2 separate regions of the Homo sapiens genome follow, and region 1 is linked to region 2. The links are chromatin loops, found by intact Hi-C in ENCODE. Cell type or tissue: IMR-90. All regions are shown on one strand. Links, peaks and the distances in the headings refer to the core of each region. The heading gives the core; the rest is flanking DNA. Region 1 overlaps KLHL9 (kelch like family member 9). Region 2 has its middle 200 kb from the start of DMRTA1.

The links. Peaks named below come from ENCODE experiments on the same cell type or tissue, not always from the same donor. Only the 100,000 strongest peaks of a DNase experiment are listed, where the experiment ranks them.
Region 1: it touches region 2 in a loop (2.7-fold over the local background); 4 of 110 quality-filtered maps call a loop at or near these places.

The regions. Positions count from the first base shown.
Region 1 is chr9:21,316,429-21,333,539 of GRCh38, forward strand. It overlaps KLHL9 (kelch like family member 9), which reads right to left. Exons shown (of 1, transcript NM_018847.4): 1 at 13,237-17,111. The coding sequence ends at 16,578. All of the region lies in intron 2 of LOC107987053 (a long non-coding RNA gene), which reads left to right. It also overlaps the pseudogene IFNA20P. Among named protein-coding and RNA genes, the nearest start is that of KLHL9, 10 kb to the right of the region's middle. In IMR-90, for the core only: a CTCF peak has its summit at 10,303 (motif pointing right); no DNase peak of the experiment used is centred there.
Region 2 is chr9:22,235,968-22,253,078 of GRCh38, forward strand. No RefSeq gene overlaps it. Among named protein-coding and RNA genes, the nearest start is that of DMRTA1, 200 kb to the right of the region's middle. In IMR-90, for the core only: CTCF peaks have their summits at 8,353 (motif pointing left) and 8,892 (motif pointing right); DNase peaks (open chromatin) are centred at 4,884 and 8,914; H3K27me3 peaks cover 289 bases.

The DNA of each region.
Region 1 (17,111 bases), core at 5,348-13,347, 920 kb before region 2:
ATGACTTGCTGGGTCCTAGGGAGGAAACAGAAGTTTGCAACGGACACTGGAGTAACCCTTGTCCCTTCCAATACTCTCAGGCTGCTGTGGTATCAGTGTTATCCATGGTGGGGACACTGACGTTGGCCATGTCTCCATGGGAACACTCTGTGGTTTCAGCATCCACTTTAATCTTCTCTCTGATCAGAATAATCTTAAGTAGTTGATTCAGTGCTCCCATTTGTATTGCTCCATCTCCTGAGGACCTGCCGCTCTTCCAGTCAATGTGTTAAGTATCTCTCTCTTCCTTCCAAGTTCTAAAGCTGCTGCTTGCCTTTTCTTCTTCATGTTTCATAATGTGGGCTCTGCTTTTTTCAACAAATGAGAGTCCTGAGCCTAGTGTAGTCTCTTCCTAGAGGAATCAGAACATAGAAGCACCTGAACAGGGGCACAGATGAACTTCTGCATTCTTTACCAACACGTTGGGTATAATCACGTGGGAAAGATTCTCTCTATTGACTATGTTTTTGTGCCTAGCAGTATTTAACTTCAAGTACTTAACCTTTGCAGTACTGAACTTGCCAGGCAGGGAGAGTCCAGGCATGACCATATTCATTTTGGATCCTTGATCTCACAAAACCTAGCTGTCTCCAGGTGGCACTGTGCCACGACTTCCTGTATCTCCTCCAAGGGATTCAGGGCAGAAACAAGGTTTTATGTGTCCTTCTCCAGGGGCACTGCACAGGCAGGGAACTGTGTGAGGCAGGTTATGACAATGCCCCTTGCTGCCAGCTCAGCCACCACTTCACCTCAGTTCTCCAATACTTTAGAATATATAAAAAATTAACTTCTGAATATGATCAGGGTATAGCCACAGAGATTTTTCAGGGTAAGATGATAATATGCGTACAATTTTTGCCCACTGAAATGACAAGCAACAAAAAGGAAAATCACATTAAAGAAATAAGCAGTATAGAAAATAACCAAGAATTAAAGGAGACTTAATATTTGAAAGTCGTTAAACAATCATACAAACAGAGAAAGGAAGAGAGAGAACCAGGTATATTAAACTTTTTAATATTTTCCCCTGCTCCTAAACTGAGTACCCCACATTCAGTGGTAAAAGAAAGAGACAAGAGACATATTGTGAAATATAACTGAATTTCCCAGTTTCTCTCCTCTCCCATTTCCCAGTTTCTCTCCTCTCCCATTTGAAAAGTGCAATCTGAAGGTTGGGTCTGTAACCTGAGCAAAGAATAAGAAATTCCTCCTAAATTGAAGCCTCTTCCTACTATCTAAGTAATTCTCACACACACTCCTGATTAACTTCTTCAATTACACTATTTGCAGATCACTTTAATACTTCCCAAATTCTACACAAATAGATACCTTCTCTTGATATCATTTGGCAAGAATTGTATCCTCTGATTCCTTTACAAATGTCTTTGCTCTCTTTTACTACTGAGTAAAAAGCACAAGGGATGCAAGTTGACTCATCATTGAAAATAACAGAAAATGTTTTAATTATAAAGTTGGGACATGACCTAAGGAGTGAATGTGTAAAATTAGCAACTTACTGTTAAGAAAGAGCTAATGTACCTTAACCAGGAGATTTTTCTTGATTTCCCTTGTAGTTCTACACCTACATTGGCAGGTTGTACTGATTCCCAGTCTAGCACAAAACATAGAGGGAGGGACAAGTCAAGAGGCTGGAGGCAAGGGACACGTTCTGACCCTTTCTCTCTCCACATAGCTGCCCATTGTTCAAAGAACATGTGCTTCCTGAATCTGGGAGTGTTTTCTCTCTCTGTGATACAAAAGCTAAGAAAATGGGCTTCTTCCAATATTAGGGTTAATTCTTTCCGAGAAAGATGGCCTTTTACAAATGAACGAAAATCTCCTTCAAGGGAACAGAATTCTTTTTCTTATTTTTTATTTTTTTATTTTTATTTTCTTATTATCATACTTTAAGTTTTAGGGTACATGTGCACAACGTGCAGGTTTGTTACATATTCTTTACAGAACAGAAAAGCCTGCCCTCCATAGACTTGGTGCACGTCTTTGCCAGTAGGTGGCTCTCATCCTCTGTAAATATTTCAACGGCCTCCAGAGTAAAATGGATCTTGCATTCTATTTCCTTTTTCCACAGGGATGGTTACATTATTGTAATGGGGATATTCCTTCTTTTCCAAAACTATTCACCAGGAGGGAAGTAAAAAAAAAAAAAAAAAAAAAAACAGGCCAGTGATTTGGATGTTTCTGAAACACCTAGAACTCTCACTCAACTTTTGCTTTCAGCTGATGGCTTTGTACTCTTATGGGAAAATTGACAGCCAGAAATTACAATGGAACAGGAAGCAGCTGTATGAATGGCAGTGCAGGTTAATGGTGAGTGAATGAGGAGAGCACCCTGGGATTTCTACGCTGGGGAGGGAGGAAACTAATGTCATACAGAAATGAAAGAATGGGATCCTCCAGTAAGTAGGGGGGAAGGGAGAGTGTGGCAGCCATCAGAATCAGCAAAGTATTGTGATTTTTCCATGGCTGAAAATCAAGGTAGTCCCATTTCCAATCCCCCTCCCTCCAGAAATATATATATGTATATATATGCTTGTATATACTTAAATTTTATGTAACATAAAATAAGTTTATATACTTATATTAATATACATTACATTTTTAGATTATGTATTTTGTAATTAATATGTGTAAATATAATTATGTATACTTAAGTATATACAGCTTTAAGTATTATATACTTTTACAATCTCATATAATTTAATATATGCTTATTATATTATACTTAACATATTAAAATATATTAAATTTGTATATTATTAAATATATAAGTATACATAATTTAAGCATATGTATTTAAATATACATAAAGAATATATAGGCCTGGCGTGGTGGCTCAGGTCTATAATGCCAGTACTTTGGAAGGCCAAGGCAGGAAGATTGCTTGAGGCCAGGATTTACCAGCCTGGTCAACAGAAGGAGACACCATCTCTACCAAAAAATAAAAAATTAGCCAGGTGTGGTAGTGCACACCTATAGTCTCAGCTATTTGGGAGGCCAAGGTGGGAGGATCACTTGGGCCCAGGAGTTCGAGGATGTAGTGAGGTATGACAGCAGCACTGCAGTCCAGCCTGAACAAAAGAGTGAGACTTTTGTCAAAAAAAAAAGAATATATATTTATATATCTTATATATGTTTTTGTACATTTAAAAATCCATATGTAAATATAATGTGTAAAAATATGTATACATTTATATATTTTAATATATATACTTCAATATATACTTTATATAGAATAACATATATACGATATGTTATATATACACATATACAATATAGCATATAACATATATTGTATGTTATTAAATACATTACAATATTTACTTATTTATTTGTATTTAAATATGTATATATAAATATGTAAGTGTATATTCTGTATATATCTATAGGTAACTTTATATAATACTATATTCAGTTAGTTTCAAATCACCTTTTTTTTTTTAGGGTTGAGTTAGAGAGTTGTAAAGGCTAGGAAAATGGTTTACAAAATATGTTTTACTTGGGCCTAAAAATAATCATCAATGGTGATTTGAAACTAACTGAATCTGAGTAAAGGGATTATTTTATTTATTTATACTATTCACAGAGCAGCCATTTTCTATCGCAACTTGCTGAGACACTGGTTCCCTGGAACAAGCTTCATGGGGGCTGTACAATTTTTCCTCTGTGCAAGGCACTACTCTGACAATGGGAACCTGGGCTCTGCTCCTTCACAGTTTTACAGACAGTCCCCTTTCCTAGAGTTTCAATTTGAGGGACATCAACGTGTTAGACCTCAGGAATGTCAGGGGAGCTGCAATCAAAGCTTCTCTTGTCTGGATTTGGTTAAATGTGGACTATACAGGATTATGTTATTTATTACATTGAAATTAAAGGTAACTATCATTTACCATGTTCAGATTCTCAGCCAGTAATTTGCAAACTTTATTTTATTTCATCTTTGCAGTTTCCTATGTGACAACTATTAAAATTGTCTCAATTTTGCAGAAGAGGAAAGGAAAATCTGATGTTGTTTAAGCTCCCAGGAGCCACAGATGTTGTCACAAAGTGGCAGTTTCTACTGCCTCCCAATTTCCCTCTTCATTAGCTTTCAGTTCTTCCTCTTGGCTGCACTGAGCATGCTAGTGTTTAATTAATCACAATCATGTCTTAAATGCCATTCTTTGAATCCATGGAGGGTAGTCATCATCCTGTATTACTTATCTGTTAATCTAAATTGCCAAGCCTATTGTCTGTCACATATATGCAGTAAAGACATTTTTAGTGACAGAACAAAGACAACTGGATGACTTAACCCTGGGTTTTCGAGTTTTATGCCACCGTTATCTACAGATTATAAGCTGTGGCTCTTGTAAAGAAAGGTGGAAGAAATCAAACCTAGTGTATTAGCCACTTAAAAGAGAAATGCAGAGAGGTGAGGAAACATGTATTTCAGTGCAGTTTAAGAAGTAAAAATGTCCAAGATCAAACCTCTAAGTATACTTATTAGAATTTTAAAAGAGACATAGATTGAGACTCAGATAGGTTGTTATTTCAACATTGAGCCTCATTTGGATGGGTATTTCCTATTAGATTGAGAGTTTTGCCATTTTCTGAGTGTGTTTAATTTCCATTGTCATAATACAAAAGAAGTGTTGAGGTCATGACATTATCTGAGACCCATAAATAGAAGAGAAAGTGAACAAAGTAGAAATAAAGTTGAGATAAGTACAAAAACTGAAAACCCTAATCTGGTTATGTAAGAATCTCACAACAAGAAAGTGCTGAGACAGGTGGGTAAAGACTCAAATGGCCTAGCCAGCTGTATCCCACCAATGACCCGGCCAACCTCTTCCCTAGTGACACTGAGGATGATATTCTGCAGTTCTCTCTGCAGCTTTAGCTGTGGCCTAGCCCAGAGCCATGGGCTGCCATAAATAGGTGACCTTCAAAGTTCTGCACCAAATTGGGAGAATCTTTCTTTTCTTCCTGTCTGAAGAACAAGAATGTTTTTTAAGTTTCCCCTAGAGCAGCCGCATGGCACCAAATTCCAAAAGGCTCAGGCCACCAATGTTCTTCATGAGATGATCCAGCAGATCTCCAACGTTTTCAGCACAAAGAACTGAAATTCCTCACTGGGCTTGATCAGTAGCTAGAATTTCTGGAGACCTGTTTGGGTATAGGAAATCAAAGAGACCTTGAGTAGGAGGACTCCAGCCTGGCTGTGAAGGAGTATTCACAAGCAATCAGTCTCTATGTGAGAAAGAAAGAACACATCTGTTGTGCCTGGGACATTGTCAGACTGCAGATTAAGAAAGGAAAATCAATAAATGCTTTCTCTGTGTTAATAGGCTCATCGGAAATCCCAGGAGGTTGGAAAGGAAACTTAGATTTAGACCCAGTATCAGTCAATTGGGTCTCATCTACTAATTATGTGGCTTCGAGCTTGTAAATATTCATTCAATTCAAAGACTTTCCTTTCTGCTTCATTTATCGATATATTGAGTCATTTTTGTAAGACTGTGTTTCAATAATAAGAAATTGTACTTTTTTGTTTGTTTGTCTTTGACAGAGTCTCACTCTGTCACCCAGGCTGGAGTGCAGTGGCAGAATCTCTGTTCACTGCAAACTCCGCCTCCCGGGTTCAAGCGATTCTCATGCCTCAGCCTCCCAAGTAGCTGGGATTACAGGCATGCACCACCATGCCCAGCTAATTTTTGTATTTTCAGTAGAGATGGATTTTTGCCATGTTGGCCAGGCTGGTCTCGAACTCCTGACCTCAAGTTATCCACTCACCTTAGCTTCCCAAATGCTGGGGTTGCAGGCATGAGTCACTGCACCTGGCAAAATTGTACTTTTGAATAGGGAGAAATTACATTTTTAGCTTGTAATAATTAAAATTTATCCAATGATAATTGCTATATTTTCAAAATTTATTGTTTATAAATATGGTCAGCTTTGCCTTCTGGTTTCTATTGTTTGGTGAGGATGGAGCGGGTACTTAAATCTTTACAGTAAAAGTCAGGTCTTACTCAAACCCTCAAAGAGATACAAAGTGCCCTTAAACCTTTAATCTGCTTTCAAATCCAAAAGGAACATTAAGTCTATTTATTCATAAATCGTTTTAAATATCTCTGCTCCAGGCAATTTACTTGTCACTGTGAAAATATTGGTAAGTTAAATAAAGACTTTATTTTCTTCAGTGGAGCACTCTTCCTGAGAAGACAGCTCTAAACAATAAGTAGGTAGGTAGGAATCCTAGGGCCATGAAGGAGATGAACAATTCACATAGATTATACCAGCTGAAGTGAATTCAGTTTTACTTATGTTTCTTAGATAAGTCATATCTGATGACCGTTGATTCAGTTTCAGCAGTTGCATGAACTAGAAACTAAAGTGAAATACGGAATCATCCACCTTGAAACTTCAAATAAGTAGCAAATACCTTTTATTTGCTGGCTCTGTGGATGGTGCTAGTTACAATGAAAGAAAGTAGACACATTCTCTGCTTTCAGGGAATGACAGAGCTTCCAGTCTGGTGGGATGTGGGCAAGTGAGCATTTAATTAAAGTAATGCTAATGACTGTGACAGGGAAAGTATCAGATTCTGGAAGCGTGTAGCACTTGTTTCCGTCAGGGAAAGCATCCAGGAGAAGTAACTGCTAAGCTGGCATCTCAAGGATCTGTGGGAGTTAACCAAGTAAATGTGTGATGCTCAAAGGGTCAGAAACAGGGAACAGCAGATGTGAATGCGTAGCGGCCAGAGGGCGCATGCAGGAGCAAACAGTGAAGAAGGTTTAGAACTATGTAGAAGTAGAAGGGAGGGAGGGAGAAAGCAGAAGTTAGAATAGGAAGCAGGTGTTGTATTGTAAAAGGCATTGCAAGCAATTATGGGATTATGAGTCACAGAAATGATCATTAGAAATATTGAGATGTTTTAAGCAGTGAATTGATGTCACCAAATACATATTAGAAAAGCTCTTACAGCTGCCCTTTGAAAACTAGGTTGGGATTTGCTTGCACATACTGGTTAGAAAGGTGGGAAGTGGACCCATTAGGACATAGTTATTGTACCCAACGAGATAGGTAATAGGTTTGGAAGGTATTTATTACGTTGTAGTAAAGAGTAAAGCTGAATGTAAGACTGATGACTAAACAGAGGTGTTAAGATGTGGTGCCTGCTGAATTTTTGGGATGCCATAGAAACAAGCTCTAGACTAAGCCTCCAGATAAAAATATCAAAAATTAAACCAGAGAACTGTCCAGATATAAAAACCCACTGTTGATGATGCTGCTCTAGTAAGAACTAGAAGGAACTTCCATTCTCTAATGCCATTTCTTTTCCTAAAACCTGAACTTCCCACTATAGAAAGCCACCAACTCAGCCAATAAATACAGAAACACCACGTAGAGCCTATATCTTCTTGTGGACACATTAGGATCAAAAGCTCATGCAGGTGCTCCAGATCGGCAAGTCTTTCTTTGTTCCCATGTCCTATCTACAAGGGAGGCTTGAAATTTACATTATGTTGCCTGCATTGGTGATCTGGTTTTCCATTGATGCATAATTAATCAAAAACTCAGTGGTTTAAAACAACACACATTTATTACCTAAAAGTTTTTGTGAATCAATAATTCAAGAGCAGCTTCGGTGGGCTTAGAATCGCTCATGAGTTGCAGTCAAGATGCCAGCTGGGGCTGCAGTTGTCTGAAGGTTCTGTTTGGGCTGGCGGATCTGTTTCTAACATGGGTCACTCACACGGCCACTGACAGGAAGTCTTAGCTCTTCATCACAGTCACATGGGCATCTCCATGGAGCTATGTGGTATGTGCTCACAACATGGCAGCTGGCTTGTACTAGAGGAAGTGATAGAAGAGAGATAAACATGGAGGAAGTACACAATTTTTTATGACCTAGTCTATAATTTAAACACCATTGTTTCATTGTATTCATTAGATGGGAATCACTAAATCCAACACATAGTCAAAAGGAGGAAAGAAACGAGCATGAGAAAATTTGTGAATATATTTTAAAACAACCACAACTAGAATTCATAATGTGAGTATCCCTTAATGTAGAAAGGGTGTTTTACAGATGATAAGTAGGCATGGTTATGACAGATGATGAAACTACAGATATCAAAAGGAAAGTGACTTTGGATTTGGGGGCTGAGTTTCAATGGATCTCCTTGATCTCCTATAGGCATTCCCAAATGGTAGCCATGAACCTCTTGCAAGTGGCTAGACTATCTACTAAGTAAGTGGTAAGGGTGAATGGGAAGTGTAGATATTGCAGCCCAAGAAGTGAACAAAGTAGACATACCAATGGAATCCATAACTTATTCCCCTTGCAGGATAAAGTATAGCTAGTCCAGGGCATGGGAGAGATTATTAATGGAGAGCCAGCCTTGAAAATTAAAAATTGTTTTTCTGGCTGGGGGCGGTGGCTCACGCCTGTAATCCCAGCACTTTTGGGAGGCCCAGGCAGGCGGATCATCTGAGGTCAGGAGTTCGAGACCAGCCTGGCTAACATGGTGAAACTCCGTCTCTACTAAAAATACAAAAATTAGCCAGGGGTGGTGGCAGGCGCCTGTAATGCCAGTTACTCCGGAGGCTGAGGCAGGAGAATCGCTTGAACTGGGGAGGCGGAGATTGCAGTGAGCCAGGATCACACCACTACACTCCAGCCTGGGTGACAAGAGTGAAACTCTATCTCAAAAAACAAACAATAACAACAACAACAAAAAACAAAATCAAAACAAAAACTCTTTTTCCTTAATCTTTGAGTTAATTGATGTCTTCAAGTATGTGTATATACATATATGAAAGGTTTTGTGAAATCTGTGATTTTCTTATCTGGAGAAAGATGGAGAGAGTAATAAAAAATTGAAGTAAACACTGCTTAGTATGAAGAAATAAACATTACACTGACTCACATTAGGTTTTTATACTGAGTATGTTTTGGTTCATGATTTGACATGAATTAGAAATAAGTTTTAATGGATCACTAATTCCTGGCTGGAAGAATGTTTTGACTTCTAAGTGATAAAGTATACTCCCTAAGTAAGATAAAGCTGTTTGAATCAGTAGAAGTTAGACCTGCCTCCCATCCCCACCACATACAAACATGTACTCTGTTGACTGGCACTTGGGTGAAATGAGGCAAAAAATGATAAACTTCCATTATAAGAGATTGTAAGGCTGTATTGTAATAGTCTTTTGGAAGATGGACCAGTAAAGAGCTAGACATACTCTTTGGACTTACAATTGGAGAAGGGGCTCTAGACAACGAAACTTCTGAAGTTTGGGTTACTTAGTTGCTGTCAACAGCTTTATACACATCTTGTTCTAAGATTGCACGAAATCTAATCTTGCTCCTTCAGTTCTATGTAGAAAAGATATGTGCACTCTTGATATCCTTCAGGAGGCACTATTAAGAGATCACTTGTTGTTATACACATCCATCTTGAGGGAAAAAATGCTTGGTGTAAGAGAATATTTTGTTCTGAGACAATAACATGGAGAATGAGGAAATGGGTAGTTGATGCCATTCTTACTGTTCACATAGTCAAGAAATAGACTTTCTTTGAGCCCATGGGTGGCACTAAGAAAAATCTGGATCAGCTGGTCCAAAAGCTGTTTTACATCAAACACATGTATATGCTTATGCATATGTGTGTCTGGCTGGCCGGGTGAAAATTATGTGGCTATAGCAGTCATGATTTGATCCTCATACCCAAATGAGCAAACCAATATAAAAATTTCTTAAATATTATGAGGTTGTCATATTTACTTATAACCAGATATAATGCATATTACGTCCTTTCTGCTGTGGAAAAGATTTACTCTATACATGTCTTTGTGATGAGGCTGTCTGCTAAAAACTAAAAATAAAAATGGTATGGGGAATCCACTCAAAGGAAAAAGCAAGTATTGGGTATGAATGCTTAGAATCCAGATGAAATGTTGCAGATTTTAAAATTAAATGTATATGAATTTATAAATAAAATAAAGGTCATAGCTATTTAAATCTGTATTTTTAAGTAATATAAAAAATAATTCTTCTCTTTGATCTACCGTACCCCAAAAATTACCAAAAGTTTTTAATATTCACTTATGTAATTTATATAAGCTGCCAACTTTGAACTTTCACATGTGCTATAAAAATTTCTGGGTTTTGTTATTACTGTTGTTTTGATAAAGGAGATATATTTTCTGTAATCTAGCTAAACAAAGACTTTTAATTTTAACCAGTAGATGGCAGAATAACATTAGCCCCTGGAAAGCAGTTGCTCTGAGACTGTTACAGAGGAACGACCTATTCTGTGTACTAGTGCATTTGGCTCAGGTACACAATTCAACAGTTATGTGTTCAGTCATCCTTAATGAATATCTAAGTCTTTTATTCTAATCATCATCCAGCCATTCAAATATATGCTCAACAATTGAATACTAGAGGATGCAGATAAAGTATCAAAATTAAGGTGGGAAGAATCTTTAAAAATCCATTTAAAAGTATTTTAATGGAAGGTCTAATGTGGTCCTATTAGGAAGCAAATAATAGTATCATGCTGAGATGACTATTTCTGGCCTATTTTCTGTCACTTATTAATTCTAGAAATATACTTACTGTCCAAAAGGTATGAAACTTGAAAGATCATTTTACTACTTTTGCCAAATTGCATTCTAAACTGTAAACCAATTGACAATGCACTCAGCAATATGTAAGAGTCCTTTCTAACCCAACAGTTGAAAACAATTAAAAAACAGACTCTTTTTCAGTATTTGACATGAGAAAAATTAAATTATCATCTCAATAAATTTGACTAAATAAATGAAGAAATGGGTAGTTAATGACACACTGATCACACAGCGAAGAAATAGCCTTTCTTTCAGCCCATGGATGGTACTAAGAAAAATTTGGATCAGCTGGTACAGAAATCATTTGTAATGAAGATACACAACCCTAATTTTTTAAGACTCCTAATTAATGAGGAACTTCGTGAACAAGATCAAGGATATTTCCTTGTAACAAAGGAATCCTAAAACTAGAATTACCCCTATTAAAATTACGCATAAGACACAATTCCTCGGTCACTACTATAATTTTGCTGGAAGTATGAACCATGCTTTAATGTTTCACATTAAACTAATAATATGAAATTGGCTTTTATAATATGCAGATAATGGTTAGTTAAGGTGAAAATATGAGAATTGACCCAAAAAACTGAAGAATCAATGAGAGTCGGTAGACAGAAAACCATTATGCTAAAACCACATATTTCCTACTTCTACCAAGAGTTCAGAATATAACATAACGAAATCCCATTCAAAGCAGAAATACACAAACACACACACACACACACGTATATATCAAAGACAACTTAACTTGAAAAAAGATCATTGGAAGTGAAGAAAAATACTCTAAATTGATTGACTATAAGATTTTATGATTTTTTTTAAAGCATAAAAATTCAGCAAGGAAATGAAGATATTCAAAAAGTGGTTATGGAAAAATTAGGTAATTTGAAAAATACATTAGATTTTATGCCAAAAGTTTGGTAGAAAGTTGTATCAATAATAACAACATAAAATACTGGGATAATTATGCCACCTAATGATAAAAAAATTATTCAAGAAAGCATTAAAATGACAAAAAAACTAATTGTGCTACGTTACAAAGGAAAAACACTTGATTTCTTTGCTCACAGAACACAAGTGGGCAAATACTTGCTGTAAATAGAGAATAAAGATTAATCTTAATATAGCCAGTTGCAGTGGCTCACACCTGTAATTCTAGCCCTTTGGGAGGCTGAAATAGGAGGATCACTGGAGACCAGGAGTTCAAGAACAGCCTGGTCAACATAGCGAGACCCCATCTCAAAAAAAAATGAATGATTAATCTCAATATAAAAAGGTAAGTTTATTAATTTTAAGGAAAATCTCATTCTCATTTTAACTAGAAAGAAAAGCTACTTGAACAGGAGACAAGCAGTAAATGCCACCCTAACATGTCAAGAACTAGTAATCACAAAGCTATAGAGCTATAGTATCAAGAACAAGTAATACCACATCAGTACTATATAACAACCACCACCACCACCACACACACACACACCCCAAATTAAAAAAAACAAAAATATCACCGAAAGGTCAACATACAAAAAAGACGAACATACTTGATCATATTAAATTGAATAAAAAAGTAGAGTATAAAAAAGTATTTATAGCAAATAGGACAATTAAAGCAAAAGACAGGAGCAAATGATTTATGAAAAATACACATGCTCAATAAACAAGAAATTATAACTAGTAATTAAAGATATGTAAATCCAAACAGTGAAATAACTAGAACTGCAAAGATTTCCTTTGAAATAGTTACTGAACACAGTTCTGCTAAAAATGCATATGGTATAATCCTGGAAATATTTTTTAAGACCCTAAAAAAGCTAACACTACATGATTCCGATTTTACTTAGCATTTATCATAGGGTAGTAGCTATGGGCAAAGTTTTATGTAAGAATATTACATCTTGCTTTATTATGGTGAAAATTTATGGTAGACATTTAAATATCTACACATAAGGAAATGGAATAATTTGGCATGTTCATGGAATGAAATATTGTATAGACGCTGAACACTTTCAAAGAACAATAGCCTGAAAATCATTAAGCTGAAGCAAAAGTCAAAAATTATAAAATCCCAACTTTGTTAGTAACAACTATCATTCACTGCTTTTGTGCATATCTTATGCTAATCGCTTTATATTATTTCCTTACAAATCTGATATAAATAGAATTATTAATGATCACACCCAACCTGATAGATGTATGACAAAGCTGAAGTTTTAGAGAGTTAAACTTACCCCACAATCTTTCGGCAGTTGTTTATAATCGGTTGAGCTGGGGATGGCACATTTATGTAGTTTTAAAATGTCCTGTAGGAGCTTACTGCCTTTATAGTGAGAACAAAATAATTTTGATTACAAAAATCTGAACATGAGTGAAATGTGTTTGCTTTGCAGGCCAACTACATAAATATTACTGTAAGCAAGTGGGAAAGAAATTTAAGTCTGGATTTATCTGAATAAAAATGGAATCTGTTTTTCTAAATACATGTGCATTTGATAATTAGAAAAAAACACCTTATGATTTTTTAATATATACAGCTTTTTAAAAAATAAGAGAAAGTCATGATAATAGGAGTCTTTGGAAGGTGGATTTATTTTCATTATCCAGCTTTTAGCCTAAGGTCTGGCATACTTGAAAAATATTTGACAAATGCCTGCACATATGTACGTATATATATATATATAATATACTATTAATAGAAATTATCTTCAACATGTGGAATCACTGATAAATTAGTTTGCTTTTATTTTCCTGTACGTTCTATAATAGACATATCAAAAAAGCTAACAAATGTTAATTTTTGAATACTTTCCGAAAAACTAAAACAAGAAATGTTAACATAATGCTTTATGTGCTTTTAGTTTTTATCCTCTAAATATTTTTCCAGTCTGAACTTTCTTTAAAAAATTACCAGCTTATGAAAATAAATCTCTTTCCATTTAATCATTTCAACCACCTAAAATTTCTCTCTATAAGAAACTCCAGGTTTAATGAGCAGTACAGATTGAATATCCCTTATCTGAAATGCTTGGGACCAGAAGTGTTTTGGATTTTGGAATATTTGCATGTACATGACGTATCCTGGGGGAGGGACCCAAGTCTAAACAATATTACTTAAAACTTCGGTTATATTTCACGTTTCAGACACGTAGTCTGAAGGTAATTATAATAGTCTTAATAATGTTGTGCATGAAACAAGTCTTCACTGTGTTTTGAGTGTAACCTGTCACATGAGCTCTGGTGTGGAATTTTCTACTTGTGGCATCCTGTTGGCCCTCAAAAAGTTTTAAATTTTGGAGCAATTTGGATTTTTGGATTAGGGCTGCTCAACCTGTATTAGCATAGCATTAGTCAGCTACCTGTATGATTACCAAGAGAACTGTCAACTGCAGAATACGGGAAAGTAAAAAAATGAGAGGCAGGGTGGGTGAAGCTGGAGGTGGGGGATGTAGATAGAGCAGTTTACCTAGTAAAGCAATACTTATTTCAATAGGAAGCACCAGGTTCAGACATAAGATGTAATAAAAAGTACTTTTTTTCAATAAAAGGAAAAGCCTGTACAAAATAGAGGCAGGGCAGTATCACCTTGATATGTCAGAATAAGCACTGAAATACTACATAAAAAATAAACCATATCAAAATTATCCCCTAACCCCATCTCTACTAAAAATACAAAATTAGCCGGGCTTGGTGGTACATGCCTGTAATCCCAGCTAATCGGGAGGCTGAGGTGGGAGAATCGCCTGAACATGAGAGGCAGAGGTTTCAGTGAGCACACATCGTGCCATTGCACTCCAGACTGCACAACAGTGAGACCCTGTCTCAAAAAAAAAAAAAGACAAATTTGATCTCAAAAATTAACTGAACAGCGTTGCCTTTGTAAAACTACAACAGATTGAGGGAAGAAATAAATGCAAGCAAATGCAAGTTAAATTACATTTATTATATAAAGAGATCCTATAACTTGATACGAAAAACAAAGCAACTCCAACAGATAACAGAAGGGCAAAAGGACAGGAACATCTGATCAAAGAAACACAGCTACCGATAGCACACAAATATTCAACCTCATTAATAATCAAAGGATTAGGATGCACTTCTTGCTTATTCAATAAAGTTAATAATTTCTAATTTTTCTACTTTTCAAATGTACTCAAATGTGCTATTTTTAGTAATAAAAAACTGAGTAATTAAAAAAACATAGAAAGTATGAAAATTTCTGCCAATGCAGAAATCATAAACAGCATTAAAATGAATCAACACTTGTATGGGCAGTAAGGTTCAGACCCCTAGAAGCCAATTCATTTTGCCTTGGTTCCTGAGTTTTATTATGGGATTGTCAATAAGGAGAAAGTTGTTCCTGATTTACATGCTGACAATCTTCCAGGTATAGGGGGTTGTGTGTGTGTATTACACACACACACAATGTATATATAAATTTTTTTTCTTCAGGTAGACAATTATTCCAGGAAAGTACCTCTTCAGAATCACTCATTACAGAGAATTCCTGTAACTCCATTTGCTGATAAAAGTCCCATTAAAAATTACCATGTGGTTCTCAACCAATAGGGATACCTTTGGCATTGAAGAGGCTGAGGGTTGATTTTAGTACTGCTTGTAAGACCATAGTGTTCCAGAGGCTCTGTAGCTGGCTTCTTTGGGAATCTGAAGTTGGTCCTGTCTTTGAGACATGGCCAAAAGCACATTTTTCCTCACTTGATGCAGAAGAAAATGTTATCTCCTGCTTGCTCAGATCATAGCCTCGAGGCAGATCACACAGCTCAGGATGCACATGGACTGGAACAGCACCAGGGCAAGCACCCCAAATCACAAAATAATCATGTTAGGATGACTAAGTTGGGAGGCTGAACTTAAAACCCTATAGCTTTGTTCAGAATATTTTTTTCTTTGCTTTTTTCATTAAGTTTTACTGACCAAAAAGGTGGAAAAAAGAACCTAAATTTTCTGCACAAAAGCAGTTCTCTGAAACCTGAACTTTACCAATCTGTGTAAAAGTACTCTACAGAAAATACACAAGCAGAAAACAGTAATGTAAGCTTCATCTGAAGTAACGGTTTAGTCACATGACAAATTTGGTTGTCGATTTAGTATGCTGTAGCCCTTATCTATCTAAATTCAGTATGACTACATAGACATTTATTCTCTGGTACTGAATTTCCATTTGAATAGAAACGGCTGCTTTGTGGAAGAAAGAAACTTCAATTTAAAAACAATTTCAGCATCGTTGAAGTGCCAATCAGTTTTCAAATTATGTGTGTGTATACATATGTATGTATGTGTGCATGCATGTATGTTTGTATTATGTGTATTTTTTCCTCCTCTCTCCCTCTCTTGCTCGCTCTAGAGAGAGATACCAAATACTGGCTTGGTGCTATACTGTTTTTTCCTAGTTAATATTTTTATTATTTCTGTCTACGTAAGAAACTTCAAATATTCTGAATGCAACCACACAATCGAGTAAGTTGACAGACATGACAAAAACTACGAAAAGAGGGAGGTAACTAGTATTAATACTTGGCAACCTTTCGTTATTTTTAGTTTAGAGCGGCCTCCCTCTGACATTTTGGAGTCAAAGATGAAAACTCAACTTTGAAGCATAATGGACATAATTACACATTTACCACAGTCATCTACAATTTTATATAACATCACAAAAAGACATCTAAACATTTTTCTACGTCTTTTTTTCATTTGTTAAAACAGCTATGTTAAATACATTTTCAGAATGCATTTGTTAGCCACTTGATAAACATACTAAAAGCCATACAAGACGAATAACATCAGTTACCTTTATATCTAATAACTGTACCAATCACTGTAAGAAGATACAACTGAAGGGGAAGTATTAGATCACCCATGACGTACTGCAAAGGTGTTACACCTTAGACCTAAGAATGATCTGAAGGTGCTGAAAGAGGTGATTCTCTAGAAGGTGACCCAGGGTTTTCTTCAGGTGGAAAAACTGTGAGTGTACAGGCTCGAATGCCACCAAGTGACTCTGGAAGATCAAAAACTTTATGCCACTCATCTTTTTCTGGGTCATATTTCTGGACAATTTCTACCATACAACGATTATTCCAAGAATATCCACCAACAACATAGATTTTATTTTCAAAGACGGCAACTCCAACATCACTTTGGCCTCTTAACATGGCGGCAATTGGGGTCCACTGGTCAAGGGTTGGTGAATAGTATTCACAGCTTAGAACATCATCATAATCACTTGTTCCTCTGAAGTGATTGCCACCAATGACATAGAGCTTATCTCCAACTGTACACATGCAATGCAGACCTCTGACTGTAGTCATTGGAGCCTTTTGCATCCATTTATCTGTATCTGGGTCAAAACACATGAGCTCATTTTGGAAAGTGTCATGGGTAATTCCTCCTGAAATATACATTAAGCCTCCATATACTGTTCC
Region 2 (17,111 bases), core at 3,914-11,913:
CTGGGCTGGGTAAGGAGGCTGTAGATGGCAGTAAGGTAAGTACACAGGCTCGTGGCAGAGGATGGGCCACCACTGGAGTCTTGTAGTCTCTGAGTTTTCAAAGTGGTCCAGGGAAACTTCTGACAACACTTGGGCATTTCCCACTGAGGTGGATGAGTATATTTCAGTCATTCAACAAATACTCTTTAAGCATTAAGCATGATTCTAGGAAGTGGAGATGGAACAGTGAACAAAACAAAGTCCCACCCTGGGACTATTTGTTCTATTGGGACTGGTTCTATTTGGGAAGGAAGACAATAAACTTGAATTTTGTCGACTAATTCTTAATACTTATAAGGGAAACCTAGAGACAGCTATCAAGACCCTAATGTAGTAAACTAGTGCTTTATAAACTGTTGGTCATGAAGGCCTAATTGTTTTACTTTCTAATACAGGCACACAGATATTTTTGAACATATGAAATCTTTTGCTTGGATGATGTGGCAATATTAAAGTTTCTACACACAGTCAATTTTGGTTCTTATCTCATTGCTGACTGCTAATTAACAATTTGTGATTGGTAGGTCCTTGGACTACACTTTAGGTAACACTGAAATAAATAATCTCAGGGACAATCTCAGCAATGGGATATAGTGCTACAGACAAGCTACTTTTGAAAGGGAGTTGGCTCTGGGAATCAATTTTCCTTCATTCTATTGGCACTTCATCATTGCTCTCCTCCATTCATACAAGAGCACTCCAATTTTTAAAAGTTTCAGCCTTTCTACTCTTAAACATTTCAGCCTTTCTCTCTTAAAAATTGGTCTCTATGGCAGCAGAATAAGGGGAACCAGCAGTGGCAAGTTAGTCTTGCAGAAGAGAAGGAGTTCAGACTTCAGACTTGACCATTCTTTGTCAAACCTTGAAGCTCTGCCCACTAGCTCTGTGCTAATGGATGCTTTGGGAAGACTTCATTCCATGGGAAATGGAGTTTACTGGAACAGAATATGGATAATCTTCTAAAAGAAAGAAAGAGACAAAAGCAGGGATGATCACAGAGTGTTTCCTGTCTCTATACACTGAGACATATTGGGAATTTCAGTTTCTGAAGATCCAAGAAATAATAAAAGGCCTAATTTCCCATCTTAATTTCAGGTTCAGTTTTTTCCTAATTCCCAGGTCTCTCAGGCTCTCAGGCATGCACAGGGCCTCGTTCAAGTTATGTCAGAAGAAATCGCTATTCACTTCAAAGAAAGTTCAAACTTCTCTAAGCATTAGTTTTTCTGATCGTAGATATAAATAATTGTCTACACCTTTTACAGCTGTTTAGAGTTTTAGAACTAATGCTTATAGATCCTCTTAGCACAGGTTCAGTGATATTCTAAGTGCTCCCTTAATGTTAGTTTTTACCTTGGAAGGGAAAGTTGGATAGGTGGTTACTTGTTTGTATGTATGGTTTACTTCTATGTCCAGGCTTCCATGTATACATTCAGAAAATACTTCCTTGATTCTTTTTCGCTATTTGTTTTTTACACAAAAACGAAGAGGCACGCTGTTATATGATTATTACTATGGGTTTAGTTAACACACTTTGAATTAGATGTTGTGGACCCCACATTTCTTTTTTTTTAGTGACTTGCACTCAGAGAGTTTGGTTAGAAAGTCACTTTGGTCTTGAGGGAGATAAACAACACATCCCCAAAGGGCAACCTGGAGTTGCCCTTTGATGTGATAGTTGCCCTTTGATGTGATAGTTAACCACATCAGTTAGTGAAGTGAGTGAGGGGAGGGGTAGTTTGATGAGCTAGCTCCCGCAAGGAGACAAGGTATCCCCCCACATTAACCTCATGCTTTGTGTCCCAAATCAGGACAACTTTGACTCATTTCAGTCTTTATTCCTAGGCAGAAGCAAGTCTTAGTCCATGCCAGTTTATCCCTTGATCTGAAAATAGTCTCTGGCTGTCAGACACAACTATGTCTGAAATTAAGATTAAGCCCTATGAGTCTTCAGTGAACAAAATGGAAATAAATGCTGAAAATCCCCCTACCTATCTTGAAAGCATACCCTGGAGTGAGAGGTTGTTTTCTCAATTAAAATTTATCTTTTCAGGTGTTTTGTAGAAGTCTAAAGACTCAGTCAGTGGGCATGAGTCATCTGGCTGTGGTAAGATTAGAAATTCCTAACACATGATATAGGAGGCCAGTGCTCCAGGAGGCAGAGAAAATGAAGGAAAACAGCTTTCTACAGCTCTTACCCCCACAACCCCCATCTCTCTGTAACTTAATTTTTCTTCTCAAGTTTCGAACAAGTACAGATAGAACAACTTGTTTTCTAATCTTTTTCTCTTTTTCTCATTCCTCTTCTTTCTTTATTCTTCTTTTCCCCCCTCTTTTTGTTTCCTTTTCCTGACTCTTGAAAACCATGGCAAGTGCTTATTATTTCAGTTGAATATGTTAAAAATTGTTATCAAGAAGTTGATTTTTTGTGTATAAAAATGGTGAACTAAGATACTGTTAAAAGAGTGGAATAAATGAAGAGGAGAGACAGAAGAACCAAAGATGGGAAAAGGACTGGAAAAGAAAAAGAGACTAAAAGGAAGGTAAGGGGCGAGGAGGAAATGGGCCTCTGAGCCTGTAGAGACCAATGGGGACTACGGAAGTCTGAGTTTATTTAAAAGACTAACTGGGGAACATACTTTGCTAAGTTGTGCTTTTTCACTAGCTAATATCATAACTAAAAAACCAAAGGTATTGCAGCTTCTATTTCAGGAAATCGCAATCCAACTATTCAATTTTTTTTTCAGCTGTTTTGATGTTAAAAGATAGGCCAGAGCACAGGTTTTGTGCATTTGAAATTGCTAAGTAGCTGGCCCCACGGGTTATTCACTCACAGTGCTCTTCAGGTGACTGGTCAGTGTTGGTGAGGATAATGTTTCCATTGCTCCTTCAGTCTCTTTGGCCTGCTTTCCTGAAGGAGAGTAATACAAATCCTAATTAAAATGAAAATGAGAAGTTACTAAAATGCCCTTTCCTTTACAGAACTCTATTTCATTTACAGAGGTCGGATGTTCGTGTTTAACTACCAAATCCCTCTATCTCACTTAGAGCTCAGGAGTCAAATAATCTAGACAAATAAGTCAATGTAGTTCCTAAAAGTGCCGAAGTACTTTTCTGCCATAATTTTTTTTTTTTTTTTTTTTTTACTTTGAGGACATCTAGCGGCGGTTTAGTGGCTGTGTTCTTCAAAGGCAAACTGGAAGAAACTTCAGGACATAGTAGCAATGGCAGAACCTATTTTTCTGAACACCTTCACACTTACAGTGATTTATCTTAAGCCTGAAGACAAAACTGCTGTGGTCCTGGAGGATAAACAGGCTCATTCCAGAATCTGCAGCTAAATCCTCACTTCCTTCTTTCACTGTTATCAGACAAAATTCCCTTGGCCTAATTGTTTTATGGGTAGTTTTTAATGAGCTCGTTGTTTATTGACACAAATAGATCTCCTTTTAAAGACTACAGAATGGCCACAATCATGTCATTTCATCAACTAATTAACAGATATTGATAGCCTGCTTTGGGTGGATATTTTGAGGGTCATACTAAGATAAGACAAAGGTTTACGTGAAAGGGAACTTTTGACCTCTTTATTCTGTTTGGGCTTGAATTTTATTGGGTAGCATCTTCATCGGTGGAAAGAGGGCAGGTCTTTTTCAAATGCTGGTGGTGAAAGACTTCAGTTCTGTCCTCAGAGACGAGGGCCTAATAATCTGAGTTTTCCTTTCCTCATTTGTAAATGAAGGTGATTATACTTAGTTCATAAGGTGGTTGTGATGATGATATGAAACCTGAAGACAACTCACATAGTGTCTAGTATCTGGAAGACACTAAAAAATTTTTAAAACCCCTTGTCTACTCCCCTCACTTCACCCCATGCCTTCGACATGGCCCTTGCTGTAGTGGTCTTCTGGGCAAAAGTGTTCACTGCCTCACCCAGAGCCCTGCAAATGCCACTCTGATCCATCTTCATCTGAGTCTTTGGAGCAAACCACATCTCACAGCTTTGTAATTCTGATCTACTGACTTGCCCTGGATCTTTCATACAAACCTGTTCTATAAGATCAAGGTAAATCACACAAAATAACTTGTTAGGCAGAGTTTCTGATAGTTATGATAAGCAGCATCAAAACTGGCTATTTTAGCAGTAAATTCCCTGATAATCATGGGTTCAAGAAGTGACATGTTCAGCTTGTTGACATGGGAGCTGTTGATATCTATATTTTTCATTTAATGTAAATTTAGACAAGGTGATTTCTAAGATCCTCACTGCATGTAACAAAGTTCAAACATTTTAATTCAGTCTCAAAGAGCCACTCTAGTCTACTCACTTCTTTAGATTTATCTTAGGTCACTGTTGCCTTGCTCATTATATTCCTACCCATTCATTTAAAAAACTCTTTTTGAACTCACTGAGCTCTTTGCTACCTTTTGACACTAGACATAAGTTTTCTTCTTTTTGGACTCCATGTTTTATTCTTCATCTGGCTAATTCCTTCCTATTCATCCTTTGGCATCAGCATAAATATTGCTTTATCAGAGAGATTATTTCTGACCCTAATCTAAATTTGGTCTCTTCCTTTATTCTCTCTCCTTATACTCCTCCTTCCTATTATAATTTCTAAACATGTGTTTGTGATTTTATTTGTTCATTTATTGTCTGTGTCCTCACTAGAAATGTATACTCAATGAGAATAGGGACATATCTGCATTATTTCCAATGTCTAGCAAGGTGCCTGGTTCATGCAGGGCATTCAGTATCAAATGGCTGAAACTCAACCCTTCTAATAAAAAAGTCAATGGCCCTATGACTCATTTCTACACTTTAACACACTCCACATTTCCCTTGACAAAACTTTTGTTTTGCTTAGTAGCCCTCTGGGGAATCCCCTTGCCTCAGATTATTTTTGGTTACTGACGGTTTCAATTCAGCAAATCTTGATTTATAAGAAAGATTTCTTAAAATAATCTTCATTTTTCTCCATTCAAAAAATTATTTTTCTTCTTAAACAGGCAATTCAGTGTAGGTTTTTAACATATCTTTTGTGCAAACTTATAATAGTTCAAATCCCATTGGTACAAATTCCCTCACAACAGATATCTTTGCACAATGAAAAGATTTTTTCAAGCCCTCAGTTTGTGGGCTGAGAACGACTAAAAAGTTGAAGTCTGTTCTCTAGATTCTTGTCAGTGAATAATGTGCAGTTCCATAGACCTTATTCTTGACATGTGACTAAGCCTTACCTACTAGTGAACTATTAAGGAAGGTATTAAGGAGTGCTAAAATGTGGTATTCGTAAGCACCAGAGTATTAATCAAGCTTCATGAGGATTTGAATTTCTCCTTCTTTTACCGTATTAGGCTGGCACAATGTCTTGGCAATTGTAAAACTCCCAGGTAATTGAAATTTCCAGGACTACCTATTTGATAATCATTATAGCATGGTTTTAAAATTGGTTTTGTATATGTGATTAATATTGCTTTTTCAAAATTGGAATTGCTGTTCATTTAGCTTGATTCTTTTCAATTTAACTGGTGAATTGTTTGGTTAACCTTTCCCAGATCCTTCCAGTCAGAAGTAATTTCTCTTATTTCTGAACTCTTATAGTTCTTTGTAATACCATTTTAGTAGCCTTTATCAAAACCTGTCTTTCAGATATTTGGCTATGTCATTCAGCTCCCATTTTTGGACCTCTTCTGCTTTCTGGATTGTCTTTCTCCATTAAAAAAACAATCTAGTTAATTCCTAACTGCTTTACTCTGCAAACCTCTAATTCTCACTTATCCTTTAAGGTTTAGCTTAGGCAACCCACTGGTTGCCTAAGTCTCTCCCACTTCCTCATCCTCATCTTCATTGCACACTTATATTACTCTGTGTATGACTCTGTTGTAACACTTACCATGCTAAACTGTCAATTTATTTCTCCCCACCAGACCATGCTTCTCAAAGTAGCCCACATTTTATTAGCACTCAGTATCATTGCCTTAACACAATACATGTTTAATAAAATTAATATGTTTTATTTCCTCAAGTAGACATGAAGGTCCTTAAGTTTAGAGATTATGTTTTATTCAGTCTTATATTTCATTGTCTACTATAATGTCTTGTATAGTACATGCTTTCAAAACTTTTGTGTAACTCTAAGGGAAAACCCCTACACTCTCCTCTTGTCTCTAAGAAAATGGGGCTATAAATATATCTCTAACTCAAGTTGGTGGGCATCTGCAGATTGCATTTCTATTTAAGAAACTCTAGGTATAGAAGTATCAGTGAGCCCATTTGCCAGGTATCTTCAGAGAATGTTTCTTTTGTAAATTTTAAATCAAAATAGTGACTTGGGCTGTCTCAACAGAAGTGAGAAATGAGAAAATGCAGGTGGTGCACTAGATGAATCTAATTAGATTTAGAATGAGAAACTAGTTTTGAAAGCCCCTGTAGTCATTGCCTGTCTAGTATTTCTTCTATTGTGTGTAGTAGTATCCACAAAACAAAGATATCTTGATGTGTGTTTGGTTGATGTAAGAAAGTATCCTCACATATTGCAAAAAGGAGATTTTGAGCTGATTACATTATAATAACTTTTGTAAATCTTGTTATGTTTTCACATAATCCTTATTATTTATTTCCATGTTTCTTTGTTATTTTTATAGCCCACCTTTGGTGGGATCTGAAATGCTCTTACAATATAAACATACATGTCTATTGAAAAAAGCAATATCCAGAGATTCTTAGGGTCAAACACTAAATTCTTAGTGTAAAAATAATCATTCTCTTGAGTTTTGACCCATTCTATTTTTTCAAAATCTGAGACTTTACTCTCACTTAGTCTGCCTTCTTCAGTCCTTATAGAAAAACCAATTATGGATGTCTATGGGTAGTGAAGATAAGGCTGCAGAAATGAAGTAAGGTGTTCTCAAGGGAAATTGAGACTTTATGAGAAATTTAGAGAAATTTTACACAGGAACAATTTGAACTAACAATTTTTTAAAAGTCAAATATTTCTGGGAGAATTAGGTGTCAAGGTAGGTGTGTGTGTGTGTGTGTGCGTGCATGTACATATGAGTGTGGTTTGGCTGCATTAGAACTCTTCTTTATTTTAATGCCAATTTGCTCAAACGCAAACACACATACATACATGTGCATGTATAGTTTTTATTACCTAGCTGAATTTAGCCAGTTTGAAAGAACGGCTATTTAGGCTGGAGGTCTGGGCGGCAGATGGGAAGGATAATGAGGAAGGCAAGCCTGACTGGGTGGTCCATCATTCTGAGGGCCTTTGAGGATGGAAGGTTCATGAAAAACAGTAAGTGTAGTAGTTAAAAAGTATTAGAAATACACTGCTGCACTTACCAGCTGTGTGACTTTGGGTAAGTTGTTTAATCTCCCTGGGCCTCAATTTCAGTTTTCTCATTTGTAAGATGTAAATAATAATAGGCCTCTCTCATAGGGTTGTTGTGTTAATTAAAGGAGATTGATACATATAAAATGCTTAGGACATAAGCACTCAATATATATTAGCTTCTGTCCTCCTCTTCTTTCTCTTCTTCCTTTTTCTCTTCTTTTTCTCCCCTTCTTTTGGTTCTTTCTTTGTTTCCTGGTAGAAGGAATACAAGACTGTATCAGAAGATGCAAGAAACATCAGAAAGTAAACTCTGGCAGATACAAGAGATAATTCCTCTGGAACTGTGGTCTTTTGTCATACTTCTGTGTCTGCCCTGTCAATCACCCTCTGTCCTGGCAAAGAGGAGGCTGCGAGAACCATAGAGTTCTCCACTCTGAGACTCTTGGCCTCAAGTAACCACTGAGTCCTTGGTCACTTTAAGGTATACAGAGAAGTTCTGGCAGAAATTTTTCTCATACTAGGGCTGAAAGATGAAAGTGATTACCTCTGAGGCAGCTGGTTCTCTAGACTTCCCCACCGTAAATAAACTTCTGGTTGTAAGCATTAGTGAGCTTGCTCCACTATAGAACATGTATATGGAGAGAGAAGGGTGTCAGTTCCCATTTGTCCACAAATTGAGAATTTATGCATCTTTGGTGACTGCCTCCCATTTCAGTCCACAGCATTTAAACTCCAGCGAAAATAGATGCAACCGGTGATGTTGAGCTCACAATGTGCCAGGCACTGTTCTAAGTGCATTCTGTGTATTAATTTCGTTTATCCTTACAACTACCAAATGTGAGAGATACTATTATTATCCCAGTTTAACAAATGTGAAAACCAAATCACAGAGAAGTGAAATAGCAGAGTCAGGACTAGGCCCATCTGACTTCAGAACGTACCTCTGAACTATTGCCATCTCTCAGCGCCCCCTGCCGTATTCAGCTCTTCGAAGGCTCTCATTCTGTGCTTAAAAGCTATCACAAGATTGTTTATTCTGCAAGCTATGCTTTTTCTCTTTAATCTTCACTTGGACACCTATTATTACTAAAAATCATTTCAGTCAATAAGCACCTAATATATTCCATTTTATTTGATTCCTTATTTCTCTTCCCCACAATAATGTTATGTTTTATTTCCTGTCCTTAGTCCATTGTACATTGCCTGGTACAAAGGAGGTGCTCAGTAAGGTCTATGGAATGAAATAAAAAAATTATATATTGGGTTGAATATACAATTTATTCATTTTTGAATTCATTTTTTCAGAATACGATTGTATAGACAGGTCCAACTATAGAAGGTTGCCATAAACTTTGAAGTTTACAATAAATTTAAATGCGTTCACAGCTTCTAGTTAGGCAGAAGAGGCTAATAATTCTACAGGTGGTAGCTTGCTTTTCTAAGGAAAAGAAGAAACCAGCAGTACAATTATGCTGATTTCTGCCATTTAATGGTGTGTTTTTTGATTGTTTGACACTAGGTGGAGCCAAGAAGCCTTGCAGGGAAACTCCAAAGAAGCAGGAACTACTGTTACCAACCCTCTGATCGTACTCAAAATAATTTGAAGTTGTTTTTTTTTTTTTTTTTTTTAAAGATTGCAAACTGGTGCATTATTCGCATCAATTATTTAATTACATTCATTCTCCAGTGAATTATTTGCTCTACTGGTTACCTTATTATTTTTGAAGTGGAAAAGTTTTATACTTTATTTCTTTCAGTTTCCCAACACTTAGAAACAATTTTAAATATTTAAGTGAAATCTCTATTTGGTAGTTGAGACTCAAAACCCCAAATCTTTCTTCACCCTCCCACCCTCACCCTCCTTTCTTTTAAGTGCAATGTGGTTGCAGACGCCGAAGGTCTGGCATTCTGTGAAAAAAGGTCCTGGACTAGCAGTGAGGAAGTTTTCTTTTTCTTCTCTTTCCTTTTTCTTTTTTTGTTTTAAAAATAATTTTTGTACATTAAAACAGTGAATATCAGCAACTGCAATTGGTTCAACATAACCAATTTTACACTTACCAAGTTCACATGAAAGTCAAAAGCAGAATCATAACCATAATAGTTTTGACTCTGCTTTTGACTTTCCTTATGACTTTGGTAGGTCACCTGTCTTCTTGGGGTCTCATTTTCTTCATCCATTAAATGGAAGGAACAGGCACCAACTTGAAAGACACATTTTCATTTGAATTTTTCATAATTTTGGCCCCTGAATTATTCTGATCTGTGTCATTGACTGGTTCTTTATGCTTTTGTCCAGCATGTGTTTTTGAATTCTATAGATTTTGGCTAATTATGGACTATTACTAGATGTTCATTAATTACAGACTACTGGAGACCTGAAATGTGTCCTCTACATAGGCTCAAGTTCATTGTTAATTTCCTGACATAATTTCTTACAGGATGCCGAGTTACTGTTAATTGTATTTAGTTCAATTAAAGGAAAACAATAATAGAAATTCATGTTTTATTACAGTGTTACCTTAGGTTTTTCCCTTTATAATTAGCTTAGTGAGGTAGCTCTATTTCTGTAAAGTAGTGTTGATTTCTTTCCAGAGGGGTATTTTACTCTAGTACCATGTAATAGTTAAGTTGAACCAAACCTTAACTGGGAAAGTTAAACTAAATCTTAATCTTCATTTTATCCTTCACCCTGGGTGGGATGTCAGAATAAATCAGTTTTAATAACTTTTCCAAACATCAGTGTTCATAGCAATTAATAGATGGTTCTGTACCATTTTCATATGGTACTATATTTAGTTGGTAAAAACCAGATGATGATTTTCCAATGGCTAAACTGTAGGTATTTTAAAATAAGAGTATTATCATTTGCTAGACCAATAATTTCCCCAATAAATTCAGTAGCATACAAATCCTAAAAAAACTCCCTAAGGAAATTATTTTATGATTAAATAGCTTAGGTAACATCGCATATTATATATGGGGGTTCACAATGAATAGCATAGTAAAGGCTATGAGAAGGCCTGCAGTTATGTTTCTTTTTTAACTTTCACCTGGTATTCTCAAATTTTTATGACCTTTTCTCTATAATACTGTGCAGAGCTTGATATCCATGAGCCATATCTGATACATATTTTCTCTTATTCTTAAAATTTTTTCAAGGCAGTCATTTATATTAAATTACTATATTAGCTAGCATCAATATTTTACCTCTGGAACAAAAAAAGAGCATTCAAAATTTAATACCTCTTTGATTTTCTTTACTTAGTAGTAAATAAAAGTGAAATTGTAGTTGGAAATTGTACTTTGAAATTGGAGTTTCTTCCATTTTGAAGGAGATTTTCCTGCCCATAGTCCTTTACTAACAGTGGATCAGGTAGATGTGTTTTTTAGTCTAAACATGATGGAGGAAGGTGCACAATTTTGGACCAAAACCATGATATAATTTCCCCATATTTCTCATTTCCCTGATGCTAAAACTGTTCTCTTTATATCAATTGAAATGGGTCTTATTACTAGCTAAGATCTCTTGAATTCAAATACTGACTTTCTGCTGTGCACCTTTTTGCAAGCTTACTAACCAATCTATGCCTCGTTTTCCTCATCTGTAAAATGGATATATTAGTATCTATGTTAAGAGGTTGTTGTGAGGACCAGGTAAGTGAACACTCATAATGCACTTGGAGCACTGATTGGAAAGCCTTTCATCATGTCAGCTGTTATGGTTAATGCTTATGGTGCTATGCCTAGGTGGCAACGGAGAATGTCACGCATTAGCCTTTCCCCAACGCCCTCATCAATAGAATGTAAAATTTTTAAAGAAATAGATAAAACTTGAGCTCTGTTTTGCCAAGGCAAGAATTTCCAGATCATATTGTGTTATTTGATCAAAATTCTATTTTGCCTTCCATCTATATCCTTAACATTAGTCAATTAGTTATCCATTTGTTGATCTCATATATTAACTGAGTGCATGTTGTTTTATAGGCACTGGGCTAATTTTGTAGTAATGATATTGGACAAGTTAGATATGGCTCCTCTCCTTGTAGACCTCAGAGTTATAGAGGGACTCGCAAAGAGCGTACTGGGTACTGTGAGAGAGGAATTCATGAGAGTAGACAGAGTTAGCCACCTCCAAATAGGGAATTATGGAATTTTCATGGAGAAAAATAACATTAAGGTCGAAGTCTTTTTTCTTTTTAATGCCTTCATTTCTTCATATTTACTTACTTATTTTCAACTTCTATTTTAGATTCAAGGGCTACATGTGCAGGTTTGTCACCTGGGTATGTGGTGTGACATTTGGGGTACAAATTATCCCATTACCCAGGTATTGAACAATATTTACCCCTCTCCCTCTGTTCCCCCTCTAGTAGTCTCCAATGTCTGTTGTTGCCATCTTTATGTCTGAGTACCCAATGTTTAGTTCCCACTTATAAGTGAGAATATGTGGTATTTGGGTTTTTGTTACTGTGTTAATTTGCTTAGGATAATGGCCCCAGCTGTATTCATGTTGCTGCAAAGGACATGATTTAATTTTTTTTTATGGTTGCATAGTATACCATGATGTGTATGTACCACATTTGCTTTATCCAATCTGCCATTGATGGACACCTAGGTTAATTCCATGTCTTTTTTTTTTTTTTTTTTTTTTTACTGTGAATAGTGCTGTGATGAACATGCAAGTGCGTAGGTCTTTTGGCAAAATAACTTGTTTTCTTTTGAGTATATACACAGCAATGGGATTGCTGGATTGAATGGTAATTCTAAGTTCTTTGAGTAATCTCCAAACTGTTTTCCATAGTGGCTGAGCTAATTTATATTGCCACCAACAGTGTATAAGCATTCCCTTTTCTCCAGCCTCTGTTGTTTTCTGACTTTCTAATAATAGTCATTCTGAGTGGTGTGTGATGGTATCTCATTGTGGTTTTGATTTTTCATTTCTCTGATGATTACTGATGTGGAGCACTTTTTCATGCTTGTTTGGCCACTTGTATGTCTTCTTTTGGGAAGTGTCTGTTCATATCCTTTGCCCATTTTTAATGGAGTTATTTGCTTTTTGCTTGTTGAATTGCTTAGATTTTTTATAGATTGTGGCTATCAGACCTTTTTTTGGATGCACAGCAAATATTTTCTACCATTCTGTAGGTTGTCTGCTTACTCTGTTGATAGTTTCTTTTGCAGTGCAGAAGATCTTTCATTTAATTAGGTCCCAACTGTCGATTTTTTTTGCATTTGTTTTTGAGGATTTAGTCATAAATTACTTTCCAAAGTAGATGTCCAGAATGGTGTTTTCTAGGTTTTCTTCTAGGATGATTACAGTTTGATATCTTACATTTAAATCTTTAATCCATCTTGAGTTAATTTTTGCATATGCAGAAGGTAGGGATCCAGTTTCATTCTTCTTCACATGGCTCACCAGCTATCTCAGCACCATCTATTGAATAGAGAGTCTTTTCTTTATTGCTTATTTTTGTCAACTTTGTCAGCGATTAGATGGTTGTAGGTATGTGGCTTTATTTCCAGGTCCTCTATTCTGTTCCATTGGTCTACATGTCTGTTTTTGTACTAGTACCTTGCTACTTTGTTTATTGTAACCCAATAGTATAGTTAAGTTGGGTAATGTAATGCCTCTGGCTTTGTTCTTTTTGCTTAGGATTGCTTTGACTATTCAGGCTCTTTTTTGGTTCCATATGAATTCTGGCATTTTTTCCCCCAATTCTGTGAAAAAATGATGTTGGTAGTTTAATAGGAAAAGCATTAAATTTGTAGATTGCTTTGGGCAATATGACCATTTTTATGATATTGGTTCCTCCAATCCATGAGCATGAAATGTTTTTCCATTTGTTTGTGTCATCTATTATTTCTTTTAGCAGTGTTTTATGGCTCTCCTTAGTTAGATGTATTCCTAAGTATTTTATCATTTTTTGACTATTGTAAATGGGATTATATTCTTGATTTGGCTCTCAGCTTGAAGATTATTGGTGTATAGAATGCTACTGATTTTTGTACACACTGAGTTTGTTTCCTGGAACCTTAAAATTGCTTATCAGTTTTAACAGCCTTTTGGCAGAGTATTAGGGTTTTCTGAGAATAGAATCACATCATCAACAAAGGGAGATAGTTTGACTTTTTTCTTTTCCTATTTGAATGCCTTTTATTTATTTCTCTTGCATGATTGCACTGGCTAGCATTTTCAGTACTATGTTGAATAGGAATGGTGACACTGGGCATTCTTGTCTTGTTCCAGTTCTCAAGGAGGATGCTTCCAGCTTTTGCTCATTCAGTGTGATGTTGGCTGTTGGTTTGTCATAGATGGCTCTCATTATTTTTGAGGTAGGTTCCTTCAGTGCCTAACTTCTTGAGAGTTATTATAATGAATGTATGTTGAATTTTATGTAAGCTTTTTCCAAGTTCATTGAGATGATCTTTGTGTGTGTGTATGTTAACTTCTGTTAATTTGGTGAATCTCATTTATTGATATGCACATGTTGAAACAACCTTGCATTCTGGGAATGAAGCCTACTTGATCATCGTGGATTAACTTTCTGATATATTGTTGAATTTGGTTTGCTATGATTTTGTTGAGGATTCTTGTGTCTATTTTTCTCAGGGGTATTGGCCTGTAGTTTTCTTTTTTAGCTGTGTCCTTGCCAGGTTTTGGTATCAGAGTGATACTGGTTTCATAGCATGACTTACGGAGAAGTCCTTTCTCTTTAATTTTTTGGGATAGTTCCAGTAGAATTGGTACTAGCTTTTCTTTGTACATCTGGTAGAATTTGGCTATAAAGTCATCTGCTTTGGGGCTTTCTGTGGTTGGTAGGTTTTATTACTAATTCAATATCAAAACTTGATATTAGTCTATTCAGTGTTTCAACTGTTTCCCGATTAAATCTTGGAAGGTTTTGTGCTTCCAGGAGTTTATCCATTTCCTGTAAATTTTCTAGTATGTATCCTCATAGTCCCTGTATTAGTTCATTCTCACATTGCTATAAATACCTAAAACTATGTAATTTATTTAAAAAAGGAGGTTTAATTGGCTCATGGTTCCACAGGCTGAAAAGGAAGCATGATGCTGGCATCTGCTTGGTTTCTGGGGAAACCTCAGGAAACCTTTACTCATAGTGGAAGGCACACGGAGATCCAGCACTTCACATGGCCAGAACAGGAGAAAGAGAAAGAGGGGAAGGTGCCACAAAGTTTTAAATAACCAGATCTCATGTAAACTCACTCAATCCCTTTCATGAGAACAGGACCAGGAGATAGGGCTAATATTTCATGGGAACTCCACCCCCATGATCCAATCACCTCCCAGCAGGCTCCACCTCCAACACTAGGGATTATAATTCGACATAAGATTTGAATGGGGACACAGATCCAAACTGTATCATTCTGCCCCTGGCACCTCCCAAATCTAATGTTCTTCTCACGTTGCAAAATACAATCATGCCTTTCTAACAGTCCTCCAAAGTCTTAAGTCATTCCAGCATTAACCCAAAAGTCCAAAGTTCCAAGTCTAATCTGAGACAAGGCAAGTCCCTTCTACCTATAAGACTGTAAAATCAAAGAACAAGGTATTTCTCCAAGATACAATGGGGCTACATGCATTGGGTAAATAATCCTGTTCCAAAAGGGAGAAATTGGCCAAAAGAAAGGGTCTCTAGGCACCGTGCAAGTCTAAAACCCAGCAGGGCATTCATTAAATTTTAAACCTTCAAAATAATCTTCTTTGAATCCATGTCTCACATCCAGGACATATTGGTGCAAGGGGTAGGCTCTCAAAGCCTACTCAGGTCCATCACTGTGGCTTTGCAGGGTTCAGTCCTCACAGCTGCTCTCATGGGCTGGTGTTGAGTGCCTGTGGCTCTTCCAGATTGGGGATACAAGCTGCCAGTGGATCTACCATTTGTGAGTCTGGAGGACAATGGCTCTCTTCTCATAGCTCCACTAGGCAGTGCCCCAGTGGAGATTCTCTGCGAGGGCTTCAACACAGATTTCTTCTCCTCATTGCCCCAGTAGAGGCTCTCTATGAGGGATCCAACCCTGCAGCAGGCTTCTGTCTGGAACTCCAGGCTTTTCCATACATCCTCTGAAATCTAGGCAGTGGCTTCTAAGCCTCAACTCTTGCATTCTGTGTACCTGCAGGTTTAACACCACATGGAAACCACCAAGGCTTATGTCTTGCACCCTCTGGAGCAGCGATCTGAGCTGTACGTGGGCCCCTTTGAGCCATCGCTGGAGCTGAAGTGGCTGGGATGCAGGGCTCAGTGTCCGAAGGCTGTGCAGGGCAGCATGGCTCTGGGCTTGGCCCACAAAACCATTTTTCCCTTTGGGGCCTCTGCAACTGTAGTAGGAGGGGCTACTGTTAAAGTCTCTGAAATGCCTTCTGGGCCCTTTCTTCATTGTCTTGACTATTAGTACTTGGCTCATTTTTACTTATGCAACTTTCTTCAGCCTGCTTGAATTTCTCCCCTGAAAATGGGCTCTTCTTTTCTATCACATGGCTGGGCTACAAATTTTCCAAATTTTATGCTCTGCTTCCCTTTTAAATATAAGTTCCAGTTTTATGACACTTCTTTACTCATGCATATAAGCATAGGCTGTTAGAAGCAGCCAGGTCACATTTTGAAAGCTTTTCTCCTTAGAAATTTATTCTGCCATATTCCATGAATCATCATCTGTCAAAGTTCCACATATCCCTAGATCAGGGGCACAATACAGCCAATCTCTTTGCTACTACATAACAAAAGTGACCTTTGCTCCAGTTCCCAATAAGTGCCTCATCTCCCTCTGAGAGATCCTCAGCCTGGACTTCATTGTCCATATCACCATCAGCATTTTGGTCACAACAATTTAATAAGTCTCTAGTAAGTTTCAAACTTTCTCTCATCTTCCTGTCTTCTTCTGAGCCCTCCACAGTCTTCCAACCTTTGCCAGTTACTCAATTCCAAAGGTGCATCCACATTTTCAGGTATCTTTATGGCAATGCCCCACTACTTGGTACTAATTTTCTGTATTAGTCCATTCTTGCCTTGCTATAAATAAATGCCTGAAAGTGGGTAATTTATAAAGAAAAGAGGTTTAATTGGTTCATAGTTCTTCAGGCTTTACAGGAAGCATGATGCGGGCATCTTCTCAGCTTCTGGGGAGACCTCTGGAAACCTTTACTCATGGTGGAAGGTGAAGGGGGAGCCAGCACTTCAAATGGCTGGAGCAGGAGAAAGAGAGAGATGGGGGAGGTGCCACACACTTTTAAATAACCAGATCTTACAATAACTCACTCACTATCATGAGAACAGCACCAGGAAATGATACCAAAGTATTCATTAGAACTTTGACCCCATGATCAAATCACCTCCCACCAGGCCCACCTTCAAACTTGAAGATCATAATTCAACACGAGTTTTGTATTGGGACAGATATATAAGCCATATCAATCACTGAGGATCTTTTGTATTTCTGTGAGATTGGTAGTAATATCACTTTTGTTGTTTTTGATTATGCTTATTTGGATCTTCTTTCTTTTTTTGTGATATAAAATTGTTTATTAGGAGCATGACAATTTATATTACCTGGAAAGTAGGAATGGATTTTTAATACAGTTTAAATTAATGCATCAGGAGTAGCTGAAGGCACAAATTAAAAATCACTTGCTTTTTTATACTTAAAATATAGAAAAAGAAGAAAAACTTTAATTTTAAAAAGTACTCTGATAATCCATAGACTTCATGTTGTACT